Linked DNA regions of Homo sapiens: region 2 is linked to region 1. A link is a loop called in an ENCODE intact Hi-C map of the cell type or tissue named here. Cell type or tissue: heart left ventricle. All regions are shown on one strand.

Region 1 (8,000 bases):
ACCCACTTGCACTCTCAGTCTCGCTCTGTCTCGAACACACACACACTGCACATGCACATAAGCAAACACACACACAAACACAGACATGCACCCAAGAACATGAGGGCACACATGCAGACAGGGCGGTTTCTGCAGCTCTCCCTTGTTCTCCAGGTGCTCTCTAGGACCCGGGACGCCTTCTGCTGTGGCCACTGCTTCTCCCTGTATGAGCTTCTGATGGGCAGTGATGGTCTCCTGGCACAGGTGCCCAGTAAAGGTCTGCAGCAAGGATGGGTGGATGGGTGAAGAGACGATGGGTAGGAGTGGATTAAGGCAGTCATGGGTGCCTCTCTCCTTAGTCCTCACAATTTCACTTAGATGGGTTCATAGCAGTGGCTGGAAACAGCTGTCTGTTAACAACAACAACAACAAAAAGCCCACTTCAATGACCTTTAAAATAACTTCCAAATAACAAGCAGAACTAAAATGTAAAAGTGCTTCTCTCCCTTCTACATGGAAGCACCGGAGGGCATTTCTGACATGGGCGTTTGGGTAGATAGACAGCACTTGAATATGGTTGGCCTGGGTGGGTTTATGTTACCACTCCGTGGGAAACTGTCCAACTGTGTTTTTATTTCAGAATTCCCATCCCTGCTTTTCACAACAGGCATACAAATCTCTCTCCTGGGCTAGGGGATGGTCACAGTGCTCTCTCTCTCTTCCCCTTTCCTCATCTCCCCTCATCATGCACTTATGGTAAAAAACAAAACAGGCCGGGCGCGTTGTCTCACGCCTATAATCCCAGCACTTTGGGAGGCCAAGGCGGGCAGATCACGAGGTCAGGAGACCATCCTGACCAACATGATGAAACCCCGTCTCTACTAAAAATACAAAAATTTGCTGGGCATGGTGGCACATGCCTGTAATCCCAGCTACTGGGGAGGCTGAGGCAGGAGAATCGCTTGAACCCAGGAGACGGGGGTTGCAGTGAGCCGAGATTGTGCCATTGCACTCCAGCCTGGCGACAGAGCAAGACTCCAAAAAAAAAAACAAAACCCTAACCTGATCAATAAGCCAAAAAAGAACTGAATTCTCACGTGGACTCCCCTACGTATACCTATCCTATACCTATGAGGTATGACCTTAGCAGATTAACCTCTCGATTTCCTCTTCTGTTAACTATGCATACTTCACTGGGTTGTTGTTTGCTTGTTTGTTTGTTTGTTTTTATGAGATGGGGTCTCGCTCTGTCGGCCAGGCTAGCGTGCAGTGGTGTGATCTCCGCTCACTGCAACCTCCGCCTCCTGAGTTCAAACATTTCTCCAGCCTCAGCCTCCCGAGTAGCTGGGATTACAGGCACGTGCACCACGCCTGGCTGATTTTTGTATTTTTAGTAGAGATGGGGTTTCATTATGTTGGCCAAGCTGCCCTAGAACTCCTGACCTCAGGTTATCCACCTGCCTCAGCCTCCCAAAGTGCTGGGATTACAGGCCTGAGCCATCGTGCCTAGCCTGGATTTTTATGAGAACTACATGAATCCAGGTTGGTTTATACTTTTCTAATTGGGGAGAAATTCCCTTGAGAAAATTCAGAAACACATTGAAGATTTTGGAGCCACAGGATAAACACGTTTCTTCATGTTGAAGTGGCAAAGATTTGAAGAAATCATACTGTATTTCCTGTTAAAGCAAACATGACTCAGAATAGAGAATAATGCAGAAATGCAAGAATTTTTAAGCTAAAACTCAGGACTGGAAAGAAACGTCAAGCTTGGAACTCGTAGTGCCAGGCTCTGCCCCTCATCTCACCAAAGCTCAGTTTCTCCCCCGTTCAGGGTTGAATTGTGCCCCCCAAAAAGAGATGTTTTTGTCCTGACCCCAGTACTTGTGAAGGTGAACCTATTTGGAAACTGAATCTTTGCAGAGTAATCAAGTTCAGATGAGGCCATTAGGACGGACTGTCATCCAATACAACTGTCCTTATAAGAGGAAGACAATGGTACATGAGGACAGTGACACACAGGGAGACGCCTCGTGGGGACAGGCAGAGGCCGAGGCACTGCCGCTGCAGGCCAGGACACCGGGGGCTCCCGGCCAGGCCAGCGGCTGGAAAGGCAGGCAGGATTCTGCCCAGAATATCAGAGGGCCTGGCCCTGCCCCTGTCTTGATTTTGGACCTCCTGGCTCCCAAACTGTGAGGGAGTAAATGGCGGAGTCTCAGCCACCCCAGTCTGTGCTCTGTGGCAGTGGCGCAGTATCACACACTCCCTGACTGGGAAAAGGGTGGGAAGTCCTGCAGCTGGCCAGAGAGAACCGGCAGACCCGTTTCAGTCCTGTTATCCTGCCCCGGCGGCCGGGCCAGTTCCCCCCGGGAGCCCCGGTGTCCCCCTCCTGTGTGTCCTGCTGGTTCCCGGCAGATGCTCCGGGCGCCACTGCTCTGTTAGCCGCTGTTGGCCTCCTCCTGTCACATGTTTATGCTTGTAGTAGCAGAATCCAAATCCGGGCCATTATCGCAGGTGGCGGGCCTTAACCTGGCAAGCCTGTGAACCCTTCCCAGTGCTGCCCTGGAGAAGGGCTGGCCGCTCAGGCCCTCACAGCCTGAGAGCTCGGAGAAGCTGCCCCCAGACTCTCAGGGCCCTGTGCCTGCCCCAGCCACTTGGGCCTGAAATTAGCGAGGGGCCACACATAGGGGCCCAGACCAGACCCCAGAGAAGTCCCCTGCCCCTGACTTTCCACACATGGCAGCAGTGAGGTGTCTGCTCCCTGGCTAGGGCAGCATTGTTGAGCCCCCACTGGAGCTGGGCGTCTCCCTGCTCTCAAACAAACCAACTGTGCACAGTGGGGCAGGGACGGTTTCCTAGAGGAAGTGGGGCTTAGGCTGACTCAGGGAAGGGCAGTTTCACTGATAGGATCTGTTTACCCGCCTGACTTCTCCAGCATCACCATAAGCTCACAGGGCTGGAACGGATTCAGGTCGCCCAGGCCCAGGGCATGGGAATTGGAAAACGTTTGTTGAGGTGAATCAAAGCTAGATGGAAGGCCAGGCACGGTGGCTCATGCCTGTAATCCCAGCACTTTGGGACACAGAGGTGGGCGGATCACTTGAGGTCAGGAGTTCGAGACCAGCCTGGCCAACATGGTGAAACCCCGTCTCTACTAAAAATACAAAAACTAGCTGGGCGTGGTGGCGGGCACTTGTAATTCCAACTACTCAGGAGACTGAGGCAGGAGAATCACTTGAACCCGGGAGGCAGAGGTTGCGGTGAGCCCAGATGGCACCATTGCACTCCAGCCTGGGCGACAAGAGTGAAACTCCATCTCAGAAAAAGGAAGAAGAAGAAGAGGAAGAGGAGGAAGACGAGGAGGAAGAGGAAGAAGAAGAAGAAGAAAGAAGAAGCTGAAGAAGCTGGTTGGGAAGAAAGGGAATGCGATTCTATGAGGCTGGAGCCAAGACGAGCTGAAGAAGCTGGTTGGGAAGAAAGGGAAGGCGATTCTATGAGGCTGGAGCCAAGACGAGCACTGGAGCAGAGGTTCAGCACAGCGTCCAGGGAACAGACAGTGCTGTGGGGGGAGCGTGGGGGAGGAGGGGGTGGCAAGGACCCCTGTCCACCATCCTGGTGGGGGCCCAAAGGTGCTTTCAGTGTCCTATCACTGCCATGGCTGCTGGCAGAAAGTCCTGGCAATGATCTCGCACGTCTGGGGCTCAGGAAGGGAAGCCCACCCGCCCACAGGAAAGGGATGCCTGAGTGGCCTGGCCAAACTCTGCCCACATCTCCTCTCTGGCAGGACGCATGCTACCCAGGCCCAGTCCCGATCCCAGGACAGCACCCACAGGAAGGCTGCCAGTGGTTCTCCTGGAAGCAAAGACTCCAGCTGCCTGGCTTCTCCCTTCCCCAGGGACGCCTCCATCCCAAGCTCTGGCCAACAGGCTGCCCAGGCTCCCTGGGAACCCCTGGGTGCCGTGGCGAGTGGGGGCTGTGGTCTCACCCCCGGGCACGCCCTTCCTCCAAAGGCCTGGCCAGTCCCAGTGCATCCTGTGCTGAAACTCCCAGGGGATGGGGTTGGGACAGCCCAGCAGGTTCCAGAATGCTCTCTCCTCTGTCCACCCTGAGTTAGAAGTCTGTGTGGAGGCCCAAAGGTACTTTAAGTGCCCCAGCACTGCCATGGCCTGGGAAGCCAGGACACACAGGCTGAAAGAGTGAGGTCTTCCCATCAGAGACCCTGAGCCCCGAAGCTTTGGAATCAGCAGCGTTCAGCGCGATGGAGGCGCGGTGCCACCAGGTGGCGCCGTCAACCCCTCACTTAGGGCTAAGCGCCCTGGCCCCTCTGGATGAACCAGCAAGGGCGGAGGGGGACACCGGAGAGCGAGACGGCCTCGCTAAAGAAGGCCCCCTGGCCTTTCAGGATGAGGGGCTCAGTCAGCCCAGTGATGGGGACTCCGTGAGAACTGAGCTGTGAAAACGTGTTGGAGGCACAGTACCCACCTCTGCCGCGTCTGAACCCAGATTTGCCAGGAAGGCTCTTGCTTTCTCAATCTCTGTTCCCCGGTCATCACGAATACCCTGTGCTGGTCACTTTGTGCATCCCCATTTTTTTTTTCTTCCAAGGATACGGTCACGTGGGCAGAGCTGCAGAGACAGGATCCTAGACAGGCAGGCCTTGAATGCCAGGGCAGGAGATTGCTGAGGATTCAGAAGATCTCGGGAAGCTTCTTAAAGGCCCTCGACCCCTCTCGCTACCTATGAGGGCAGGACTGGAGAGGAGAAGGGAGAAGGCCGGAGACCAGGGGCAGCCCCCATAGGAAGCAGACTCCAGCCGCCTGGCCTCTCCCTTCCCCAGGGACGCCTCAGTGCGGGGTAGGCGCTACGGGAGACCAGGGAAGGGGCTGCTGCAATATTCGAGGTGAGAGTGTCCTGCACTGAAGCATGGTACAAAGAGGTGGGCTGGAGAGGGACGGTTCCAAGAGCAGCTGGCCACCGTCTGCTGCCCTGGCGTGCCCGCCCATTGTCCTCACTGTCTGCCACACCCTCCCTAGCAGGCCATACAAGGACATGTCCTCCCAATGTCCTGTCCCCCGGCCTCAGGCTCAGTCTTTCAGAATTGGCCTCCCTAATCCCATTCCGTCCAGGCTCTGCTAAGAGACAGCCAGGGAAGCTTGCAGGTGAATGTGCGTCTATGAGCAGGCGTTGTGCATGCAAACAGCCCTGCTTGGTGACGCTGAGCATTTTAACAGGAGCCCTCAGCAAGCAAACTCTTAGTCAAGGGGGTGACCCCTAGTGACATTTCAGGCTTTGGGGAGACCAAATCTAGAAGTCTTCTGAAGTCCCTGAAATCAGAGAAATGGGACCATTCTAATAACCAGAAAAATCAGCTTCCTTTGACCCTAGGCGTCTTCTCAGGTCCCCAAGGACAATCTCCTGCTTAATGCACATGACATCATGTTGACCCATTGGCCCAGGGTTAGCCTTCAGCTCTGCCCCCACCCTAGATCCTACTATAGCTGGAAGGTGGCGACCATTTGAACGTGGGACAAGGGACCATTTCTCCCTAGCAAGATGAAGTCACTTACCCAAGCCTTTGTGACAAGTCCGCATCAGAGCCAGCCCAGAGCTGCATCTCTTCCAGCCCTAAGACTGATGAGATAGATAGATAGATATTTGCCTTCAGAACAGGAAGGCTTTTTGTTAATGACTTTTTGTTAATGTTTCAGGGAGAGGAGCAGAGGAGCTCAGTCCAGTATGATTGGCATTTGGTGAAACCTAGTGGTGCAAATGTTCTGATTGGGATGTAACTAACACTCATCCATCTAACCCCTCTAATGTAATCCAGAGTCAATGCACCGTCTCGAGTCTCCCTCTCTCTTCAACACCCCACCCACCTCGCGTCAATATGGAAATACCGTCATTAAAGATAATTACCGAAGGAACAAGCCCCCTGGAGAGTACAACCATGAGGATAACATGCAAAAAGAAAAACTTAAAGCTCTCCATGAAAATTTACTAAGCTAAGGCAACAGAACCTTCTAATGAGTCCAGGTGCGGGCACCATGAGGTCTGTGTGAGGAAGGTCTGGTGACCTCTAAAAAGGACAGCTGTGGAAGAGGCTCAGGCAGGAATGGCGGATCCACTGTCGGCCTCACTGTCGGCCTCGCCCGGGAATCCGTCTTCATCTTTTCCCTTCTCATGAAGCTGTCTGTTGCCAGGCTGGCTATGGGGCTGCCTTATCCACACAGGAAGCTCACTTTTTGAGAAGGCAGCTGAGCCACGTGATGTCAGACGGAGCAGGGACTTCTGTTTGTCAGTGTCAACCATCTGGGAGCCAAAGGTGTTTCCACAACCACAAGAACCGGTTGAGATATTTTACTTGGATCTCTGGGCATTGCACACATCTGCGTTCCAGCAAGTGACCTCCACGCATGGAGGCAGCGGAGAGGAAGGGAGCTAGCTCCAGGAGCCGCAAAGCTCAGCACATTGGCTACAACACAGCCGGCCGATGACTCTAACGCCAAGAAGGAACTCTGGAAGAGAGGAGATCGTGGTTTATGACTCTCTGTGTCCTCCACACAGACAGCAAAGCACCAACAAAGGATAAAAAAAAAAAGAAAGAAAGAAAGAAAGAGAAAAACCAATACAACATTGATGAATTACGACTCCTTAACATACTCTGTATCCTGTGAGAGAAGTTAATATTCTCCCATTCTCATTGATGAAAATCAGAGGCAGGAAGAGGCCCAGAGGTTTAACCACACTGGGATGTTTCTCTGTGTGTGCGTGTGTGTGTGTGTGTGTGTGTGTGTGTGTGTGTGTGTGACAGAGAGAGAGAGAGACAGAGAGACAGAGTCTTGCTCTGCTACTCAACTCACTGCAACCTCCACCTCCTGGGTTCAAGCAATTCTCCTGCCTCAGCCTCTCAAGTAGTTGGGATTACAGGCGCCAGCTGCCATGCCTGGCTAATTTTTTTTTTTTTTTTGTATTTTTAGTAGAGATGGGGTTTCATTATGTTGGCCAGGCTGGTCTCGAACTCCTGACCTCAAGTGATCTGCCCACCTCGGCCTCCCAAAGTGCTGGGATTACAGGCCTGAGCCACCATGCCTGGCCAGATGTTTCTTAAGGACAGCTTGCCCATGTCCAATCCACAGGGGCCTATAGTCCTACACACTAGTCTGGACTATTCCTAAAATCCACCAGTCACTTTGCGGCCTGCAGATCTTGCCCGTGGACTCCCTCTCCCCGACATTTCTTTTCCTTTTCTCCCCCAGTACAGTCCTGGTCCTGATCATTGTTTATAGGCTTTTATTTTTATTTTTGAGACGGGGTCTTACTCTGTTGCCCAGGCTGTAGTGCAGTGGCGCGATCACAACTCACTGTACCTCCTGGGCTCAAGCAATCCTCCCACCTCAGCCTCCCAAGTAGTTAGGACTACAGGCAAACATCGTCGTGCCTGGCTAATTTTTAAATTTTTTGTGTAGCTGGTGATCTTACTAGGTTGCTCAGGCTGATCTTGAACTCCTGATCTGAAGTCATTCTCTTGCCTCGGCCTCCCGAAGTGCTGGGATTATAAGCATGAGCCACTGTGCCTGGCCTATGTATGGTCTTTTTAAAGCCAGCTTCTCAAGAACCTTCTATAATTCCTCTGGCCAGAGTTTAAAAAAAAGAAGAAAAAGATGGCCAGGCAGAGTAGCTCACGCCTGTAATTGCAGCACTTTGGGAGGCCGAGGTAGGCGGTTCACCTGAGGTCAGGAGTTCGAGACCAGCCTGGCCAACATGGTGAAACCCCATCTCTACTAAAAAAACAAAAAAAATAGCTGGGCATAGTGGCAGGCGCATGTAATCCCAGCTACTCAGGAGGCTGAGACAGGAGAATCGCTTGAACCCGGGAGGCGGAGGTTGCAGTGAGCCGAGATTGTGCCATTGCACTCCAGCCTGGGCAACAACATCAAAACTCTGTCTACTAAATTGAATATCTGCACACCCTATGAGCCAGCAAGTCCACTTCTAGGTTTACAGCCAACAGAAATGCATGC
Region 2 (8,000 bases), 280 kb after region 1:
ATTACAGGTGCTTGCCACCACGCCTGGCTAATTTTGTATTTTTAGTAGAGACGGAGGTTTTGCCACGTTGGTCAGCTTGGTCTCGAACTTCTGACCTCAGGTGACCCACCTGCCTTGGCCTCCCAAAGTAGTGGGACTACAGGTGTGAGCCACCGCACGTGGTGGTTTTTTTTTTTTTTTTTTTTTTGGAGACAGAGTCTTGCTGTGTCGTCCAGGCTGGAGTGCAATGGCAACCTCCACCTCCCGGGTTCAAGCCATTCTCCCTATTCAGCCTCAGAGTAGCTGGGATTACAGGCACCCGCCATTATGCCTGGATAATTTTGTATTTTTGTAGAGACGAGGTTTCACCATGTTGGCCAGGCTGGTCTTCAACTCCTGACCTCAGGTGATCCATGCGCCTTGGCCTCACAAAGTGCTGGGATTACAGGTGTGAGGCCGAGCAATCTGATTTCCAAAAAGCATCCTGCGTTTCGAAGAAAGTGAAATCCAAAAGTGAAGAGAGGCTCCTCCTGCCCCCACGATGGCGTTAGGCATATGGCCTGTGCAGCACCACTCGGGTTCTGGATGAGCACACAGCAAACACGGAGTTTTGGAGTCTGCAGTGGAAGGAACCCTGGATAATACTCACTCTGGGAACAGAGCCCTGAATAAGGTAGTGACTCCTCCAAAGCCACTCAGCACGTGCTCCAGAGCAGTGCTTTGTTGAGGGCTGTGGTGTGCTGGGCACCCTGTGAGGCTCTGAAGTTCCCTCAGCAGCATAATGGGGTAGATTCTGTGAACGTCCACTTGATGGACAGGGCATGGAGTCTTGGGGAGCCTAAGATACTTGCCCACAGTCACACGGCTAATCCATGGGGGAGCCTCGGGGTCTCCCTCCAGGGACCATGCCCTTCTGACACCTTCCTTAACCTGAGGCCAGGATCCTGGCTCCCGGCCGTGACCTCCATCACCAGCAAGCCACTGATACTAATAGACCAGCAGACAGTTGCACAAATGGCTTCAGTGGCATCTGTAAAGCATGTGTACCTGTCCTTGAGGGAACTCTCTCCCAGACTGGAGCCGGGTCGGCATCTTCCACTCCTGAAAGGATCAGGGTCCATCTTCCAGTTCGTATAACCTGGCACCCACGTGCCCGCCTCTAGTGGCCAAATGCGTGAGGGGATTATTTGGATTTGTGTGGCATCTGAACCATCATTAATTACATTAGGCTCTCCACTGCATCTCTTAAGTCCAAATGAGATCTGAACACCAGCTGCCCTTAGAGCAAGCTCGGGTTGCCATGGTAACCGAGCCATCCTGCTCCTCTGGACTCCAGCAGTCCAAGTAACACCACTCGGGTCTTGGCTACAAAGCTCAGCTTTCAGCAGGCCCGTCTCTCACCTCTAGCTGCCTGTTTCAGAACACTGGGTGGGGAGCGGAGAGCTTAAGTAAGGTACTTTCCTTGATCTGATCTTCCTCTGATTAGCCTATCAGCTAGTTCACATGCATTGACTGCGCACCAGCTGCATGTGAGGCCCGGTGCTGAGCGTGGGTATGGGGGTGCCTTTAGCATATGGAGATGGAATCTAAAGTCTAGGGAACATGTCGTTTGTAATTCTGCAAACACTTGTGGCCCGGCTAGTCTCAGGCATTGTGCTAAGCACTGTGGGGAGATGAGCTTGACATAGACCGACCCTGCCCTCAAAAAGCGTGTACCGACTGGGGAGATAAAAGGGTGAACAAATAACTGCAGTCCAGCGGGATAAATTGGATAGAGCTCGCACACAAAGTCATGGGGCAAGTACCTCTGCCTGGGGGCATCAGGGCAGACTTCCCAGCAGAGGCAGGTTTTGAACTGCTTCTTAAAAGATAGAGGTTGCTGGGCACGCTGGCTCACGCCTGTAAATCCAGCACTTTGGGAGGACAAGGTGGGTGGATCACTTGAGGTCAGGAGTTTTGAGACCAGCCTGGCCAACATGGCCCATCTCTACTAAAAATACAAAAATTAGCTGGGTGTGGTGGCACACGCCTATAATCCCAGCTACTCAGGAAGCTGAGACAGGAGAATGGCTTGAATCTGGAAAGTGGAGGTTGAAGTGAGCTGAGATCGTGCCACCGCACTCCAGCCTGGGCAACAGAGTGAGACTCTGTCTCAAAAGAAAAAAAGATAATTAGGCGTTCACCAGGCAGAGACAATGGAAAAGGGCTGTGCAGTCATGCAGCCAAGAGAGAAGAGCATCGGCAGCCCAGCGAGCCAGTCGGGATGGGAAAGCGTGCGGGATGGGAGGGGAGGTGGGTGGGTCCAGATTAGAAGAAGCTTGACCGCTGCTGAGCAGGTTGGTTTTCATTCTGAGGACTGTGGGGAGTTTATAGAGTGAGTTTCAGCTGCCCAGCACAGGAAATGGAATGGAGAGGACAAAACAAAAGGCCCAGAGCCCAGCTGGACGGCTGGGACAGTGGTCCCGATGAGCTGGGGCGAGGTGGGGTCTCTCCTTCCAAATGGCAGCATTCTTCCATCTCAGTAGCAAACTGTGGAGCTGATACTTTGATCCTGAATGGGTTTGCGGGGGCCAAACCCTTTCCTTCACCATTTGTGCTGTCAGGGGGAACAGGCATCTCAAGAGGGTTGTTTCCTGCCTTGCTAATTTTTTGTATTTTTAGTAGAGACGGGGTCTCCCCATGTTGGCCAGGCTGGTCTTGAACTCCTGACCTCAGGTGATCTGCCCGCCTTGGCCTCCCAAAGTGCTGAGATTACAGGTGTGTGCCACCGGGCCCGGCCAATCCAGATCCCTTTATTTTGCTTTATTTTCTTTCCATAACCCTTTGCCTTCTAAGGTACAATTCAATGTACTTATTGATTATGTTTATCAATTGTTATACTTATTGGTTGCATTTACAGTGTCTGAACCTCAATAACTATTTGTTACCTTGCTGAATAGTGTGAGAGGAGGATGTATGACAGCCTCTCTCTTCTCCGGGACAAGCCTGGGCAAATAGTCCTCAGAACTGCTCCTCATAGGTTTTTGTTCTTCTAGGGCAGGGATATTTCTAGCCACATGCACATTGTCTGTCTGGAGCAGGAGTGGGGTCTGTTCCCAAGTGCCAACTCTAGGGAGCAGTGGCGCTTGGGAAATGGAGGCACTCTGGATTCAGGGGAAGTCTTCTATCTGTGTGCTGTGGATAAACTACTTCATCTCACCGCGCCTTCAAGTGCAATGAATAATAAATGCCCACCTGGCTGTGTTGTTGTGAGAAGTGAATACAATTAAAAGTGATTATGCATGTTGAGGAATCAGTACAGCATGTAGAAGATAACGAGGCTCAAACAGTGAGCTATAAACGGTTTTGCAAAAGACAGCTACTTAAAATTCGAAATACATTTTCCCAGAAAGTCAGTGGAAAGAACCTGTTCCCTGGAGTTCATGAGAAAAGTTTGGTAACTGAGTGGAGAATGTATCACCAGCTGAAGGCTGGTGTCAACTCAGTGACCGGTTTTGAGGCCCTAGCCCCGGCCACCCTGTTCTGGTGATGGGTGGGGCTGCTTTAATCATAGCCTTATTTTACCTTTGGCTCTGGACATATGAATAGGGTTGGAAATCAGAGCTCAAAGGACAGAGCCGGCGCAGCCTAAACGCCATCCTTCCAGGTGGGCAAGCAGAAGCCTGGGGAGAGGGAAGCAGCTCCCCTGGATCACAGGACAGAGGACCAGTGGGAGGACTGCGCAGGGTAGCAGGTGAAGGCCTCCCAGCGCAGCGGCTCCCAGAGGAGTGTGGAGCTGCCCCAGGCGCTAGCAGCCAGTGAGCAGAGAGGGGCTCCACAGGGGTCGGCCTGTCCTCCAAATCCATCCTTTTTTTTTTTGAGACAGACTCTCGCTTTGTCACCCACCTAGAGCATAGTGGTGCGATCTCGGCTCACTGCAAACTCTGCCTCCTGGGTTCAAGTGATTCTCCCTCCTCAGCCTCCTGAGTAGCTAGGATTACAGGCACATGCGACCACACCCAGCTAATTTTTCTATTTTTAGTAGAGACAGGGTTTCACTATGTTGGCCAGGTTGGTCTCCAACTCCTGACCTCAAGTGATCTGCCTCTCTCAGCTTCCCAAAGTGCTGGGATTACAGGTGTGAGCCACCACACCCAGCCCCATTTGATGCTCAGCTGACTGTGTCAATACCTGTGTGCAATGTGGAATAAAAATGTCTCTTCTGCAATAAGATGTCTCTTCTGCAATAAAAATGTCCCAGTGTCTTCTATATAATGAACAACTGCATCCTGCCCTCGCCTCCAAACCAGCCCCCACCCGGCGGCCCCTGTTCCTTCAGGTCGTGTTTCAGGTCAGTTTCTCCCAGTTCCTCCCAGCAGGAGAGCCAGAGCTTTTCACTGCTTCTGCCTGGGGGAAAAGGCCCTGAGCCACTGCGAGGCTGGGGCTCCCCCAGCGGCCGCCAGCGGTACACATTTCCAGGCTAACTCCAGAGCTTTGGCTGGGTGGGGCTCCTGGAACTTCCACACGGGAGGACTGAGGGCAGCCTAGTCATCTGCCCCTCAGTGGAGGGGGTGAGAGTGGCTAAGGGGCTTGACAGATGCCAAGGGGGAAAGCGCACTATTGGATTAGGGTCCTCCATGTATTTGAGGAGGGAAGCACTTGGGAAACTGATGACCCTACCCCCTACCCTGCACCATCACTGGCTCTTAACAAAATTTATTATTTATGTGGTCCTGCCATGTGCAGGGCCCAGTGCTGGAGGAAATACGGAGATTAATAAGATCTTTATGTCTGGCCCCAAACACAGCATGTCGTTCCATTCCACTTGTGGAGCACCTGTTATGTGCGAGGATTGCGCTCTGCAATTGTTTAAAGGTAATCATCCTTAACAACTCCAAGGGCAAGATACTCCTTTGCAAATGTTGGCGCAGTGCGTGCTCAGGAAAAGGAAAAATGGACTCATTGAGGTTCTGAGTGGGAGATGGGGCTTTTGGTAGAATAAAGGACACACACACACACCTGTACACCTGCTGCTTTGGTTCAAATGCATTTCTTCTCTCTTAATAACATCTATGGTACTGGGAAAATGGCATGAGTGGTTTCCCTCTTCTCCCCGAAAAGCCTGCAAGAGTGAGGCGGGGCGGGGGAGGTCTTGGTGGAGGAGGCTGGGGAGGGAAAGTAGTGTTCCTTGGCCTTCTTTTCCACCCTCAGCTACAGAGGAAGATCCAGAGGGTGAAGTCCAGGTGGTGGGCCTGGGAACCCAGAAGAAGGGCCAAGGGACAGGCTACCTGCTCCAATTGTATCCTAAGTCCAGTGAAGTTACATAAGTTTCTTTCCTGCAAGAATTCTCAGGACCTTCACTCTGCGAATGAGAGCTCCAGGAGGGAGATGAGGTGAGTAGTTAACACTTCCCAGAGCTCTTTGTCAAGGAGCATCTCAGGGATGAGTGTTCAGAGGGGGAGGAAGAGAGTCCCACGGCCTTCTGGGGACCCTGAACCTGCAATCATCATGGCAGCATTTCTTGGTGCATCAGAAACTCAGCCTTGACCAAATGCAAGGCACTCCAAAGAGTGATTCTCCAAAAGGTTTCTGAGACTAAATCTATTTGTGGGTCTTTTTTTTTTTTTTTTTTTTTGAGATGGAGTCTCACTCTGTTGCCCAGGCTAGAGTGCAGTGGCATGATCTCGGCTCACTGCAAACTCCGCCTCCCAGGTTCAAGGAATTCTCCTGCCTCAGCCTCCCGAGTAGCTGGGACTACAGGCGTCTGCCACCACGCCTGGCTAATTTTTTATTTTTAGTAGAGACAGGGTTTCACCATCTTGGCCAGGCTGATCTCGAACTCCTGACCTTGTGATCCACCCTCCTCGGCCTCCCAAAGTGCTGGGATTACAGGTGTGAGCCACCACGCCTGGCCTCATGGGTCTCCGCTTCCTGTGTTCAAGCGATTCTCCTGCCTCAGCCTCCCGAGTAACTGGGATTACAGGTGCGTGCCACCACATCTGGCTAATTTTTGTATTTTTAGTAGAGACGAGTTTCACCATGTTGGCCAGGATGGTCTCGATCTCTTGACCTTGTGATCTGCCCGGCTCGGCCTCCCAAAGTGGTTTTTTTAAATATATTTTTTATTTTTTTGAGACAGGGTGACATTTGTCACCCAGGCTGGAGTGCAGTCAGTGCTCACTGCAGCCTGGACCTCCTAGGCTTAAGCCCAGCTGGGCTTGAGTGATCCTCCCGCTTCAGTCTCCTGAGTCCTGAGTAGCTGGGATTACAGGCATGTACCACCATGCCTGGCTAATTTTTAATTTTAATTTTAATTTTTAGAGATAGGTCTTGTTTTGTTGCCCAGGCTAGTTTCAAACTACTGGCCTCAAGTGATTCTCCCACCTTCACCTTTCCAAAGTGCTAGGATTACAGGTGTGAGCCACCGTGCCCGGCTCAACTGATGTTAGTTCAGAATCTGTACCAGGCCTACTCTGAGAAAAGACTTTTTCTAATTCAGTCTTCTAAGATTATTGTAACCCTGGGAAGATACCTAGATAGGCATAGTTATTAGTAAAGAAAGGAATGAGAACCATGGAGTTATCCGTCAGGGTCCTGGCAGAAAACAGCTGGCACCCTCAAATGGGTTCATTTGAGAAGAGCTTAATAAAGGAACTCTCTGGGGAGCATATATTCAGGGCAACTCCAATCTATGTCTCCGAGGTTAAAAAATAAAAACAAAACAAAACAAAATAAAATAAAATAATAAAGGAACTCTCTGCAGGTGAAGGAAACCCTAAGGGTGGTGCCATACCCTGGGGCTAGGAACAGTGGGGTGGACAGCGAGCAGTTACCAGACCCAGAGAAGCAGGACTGTATGAGGACAGGAGTTGAGACCTCTGATCAAGGGATGCAGACAGCCTATGGTGACCCTCACAGAGTGAGCCAGAGAGAATCACCCACCTCAACTGCTCCCTCTCAGTCTCCTAGGGACACTCCCTCCCATCGCCTGAACCTGCTGGAATGAGGCCATGGGGAGGCTCTTTGCTGCCTCCACCCAGGCCAGGGCATTCCCCTCCCTCCCTGAACAGAGTGGAGTGGGACATGGGGATGCATCTGCAGGGGCTCCCGAAAATGCTCTTTGTGACTTTGTGAGCATTTTATTTATTTGCAATAGCAAAGTATTCAAGTGAATCGGTTATAATAATTTGTAAATATGACTTAAGTCACTTATGAGAATTGATATAAATTTGCAATAATTTAAAAAATATTTAAGACCCCCTCAACCCCCCCCCACATATATTTTTGAGATTGGGGTCTCACTATGTTGCCCAGGCTGGCCTCAAACTTCTGGCTTTAAGTTATGCTCCTGCCTCAGCCCCCCGAGTCACTGTGACTACAGGTGTGAGCCACTGTACACCCAGCATAACATAATGATTTTTAAGGTTTTGTTTTACATATAGTTGGTCTTGACTTAGGATGGCTCAACTACAATTGCTCAACATTACAATGCTGTGAAAGAGATACACATTCAGTAGAACCTGTACTTCAAATTTTGATCTTTTCCTGGTCTAGCAATATCGGTAAGGGACTGTTTGGCCATGATGGGCAGTCATAGCTCCCGTCAGCCTGGCGATCACGAGCAGTAAACAGCCAGCACTGCACAGTGCACTGTGTTGCCAGCAATCTCTGGATACTGTATTTTGTGATTATACATCCCATAATGTCTACACAATGCCCATCTGCGTATGGAATCCAACCCTTTGTTATAAAATAGGCTCCTGCTGGACGACTTTGCCCAACTGTAGGTAATGTAAGTGCTCCAAGCACCTAAGGCAGGTGAGGCTGGGCTGTGATGTTCAGTAGGGTGGGTGTATTAGATGCATGTTCCAATTATATGTTCAATTATGATGGCTTTATCAGGATGTAACCCATCATAAGTTGGGGACTGTCTCTCTATTCAAGTGTTGGTATTTATTTATAGAATACTGTCTAAACATCAAGTTCAATTATGATGGCTTTATCAGGATGTAACCCATCATAAGTTGGGGACTGTCTCTCTA

Evidence for each region. Hi-C counts contacts between places; a loop is a spot of excess contacts. Peaks named below come from ENCODE experiments on the same cell type or tissue, not always from the same donor. Only the 100,000 strongest peaks of a DNase experiment are listed, where the experiment ranks them.
Region 2: a loop joins it to region 1, with 4 times the contacts of the local background. A loop is called at or near these places in 21 of 110 quality-filtered maps.

The regions. Positions count from the first base shown.
Region 1 is chr2:9,809,759-9,817,758 of GRCh38, forward strand. LOC105373421 (a long non-coding RNA gene) reads right to left here and starts at 4,959. Exons shown (of 3, transcript XR_007086206.1): 1 at 4,462-4,959; 2 at 1-389. RefSeq lists an enhancer at 1-184. In heart left ventricle, CTCF peaks have their summits at 4,250 (motif pointing right) and 4,454; a DNase peak (open chromatin) is centred at 4,269; H3K4me3 peaks cover 500 bases.
Region 2 is chr2:10,093,161-10,101,160 of GRCh38, forward strand. No RefSeq gene overlaps it. Among named protein-coding and RNA genes, the nearest start is that of CYS1, 17 kb to the left of the region's middle. In heart left ventricle, CTCF peaks have their summits at 4,416 and 4,619; a DNase peak (open chromatin) is centred at 4,411; H3K27me3 peaks cover 1,600 bases.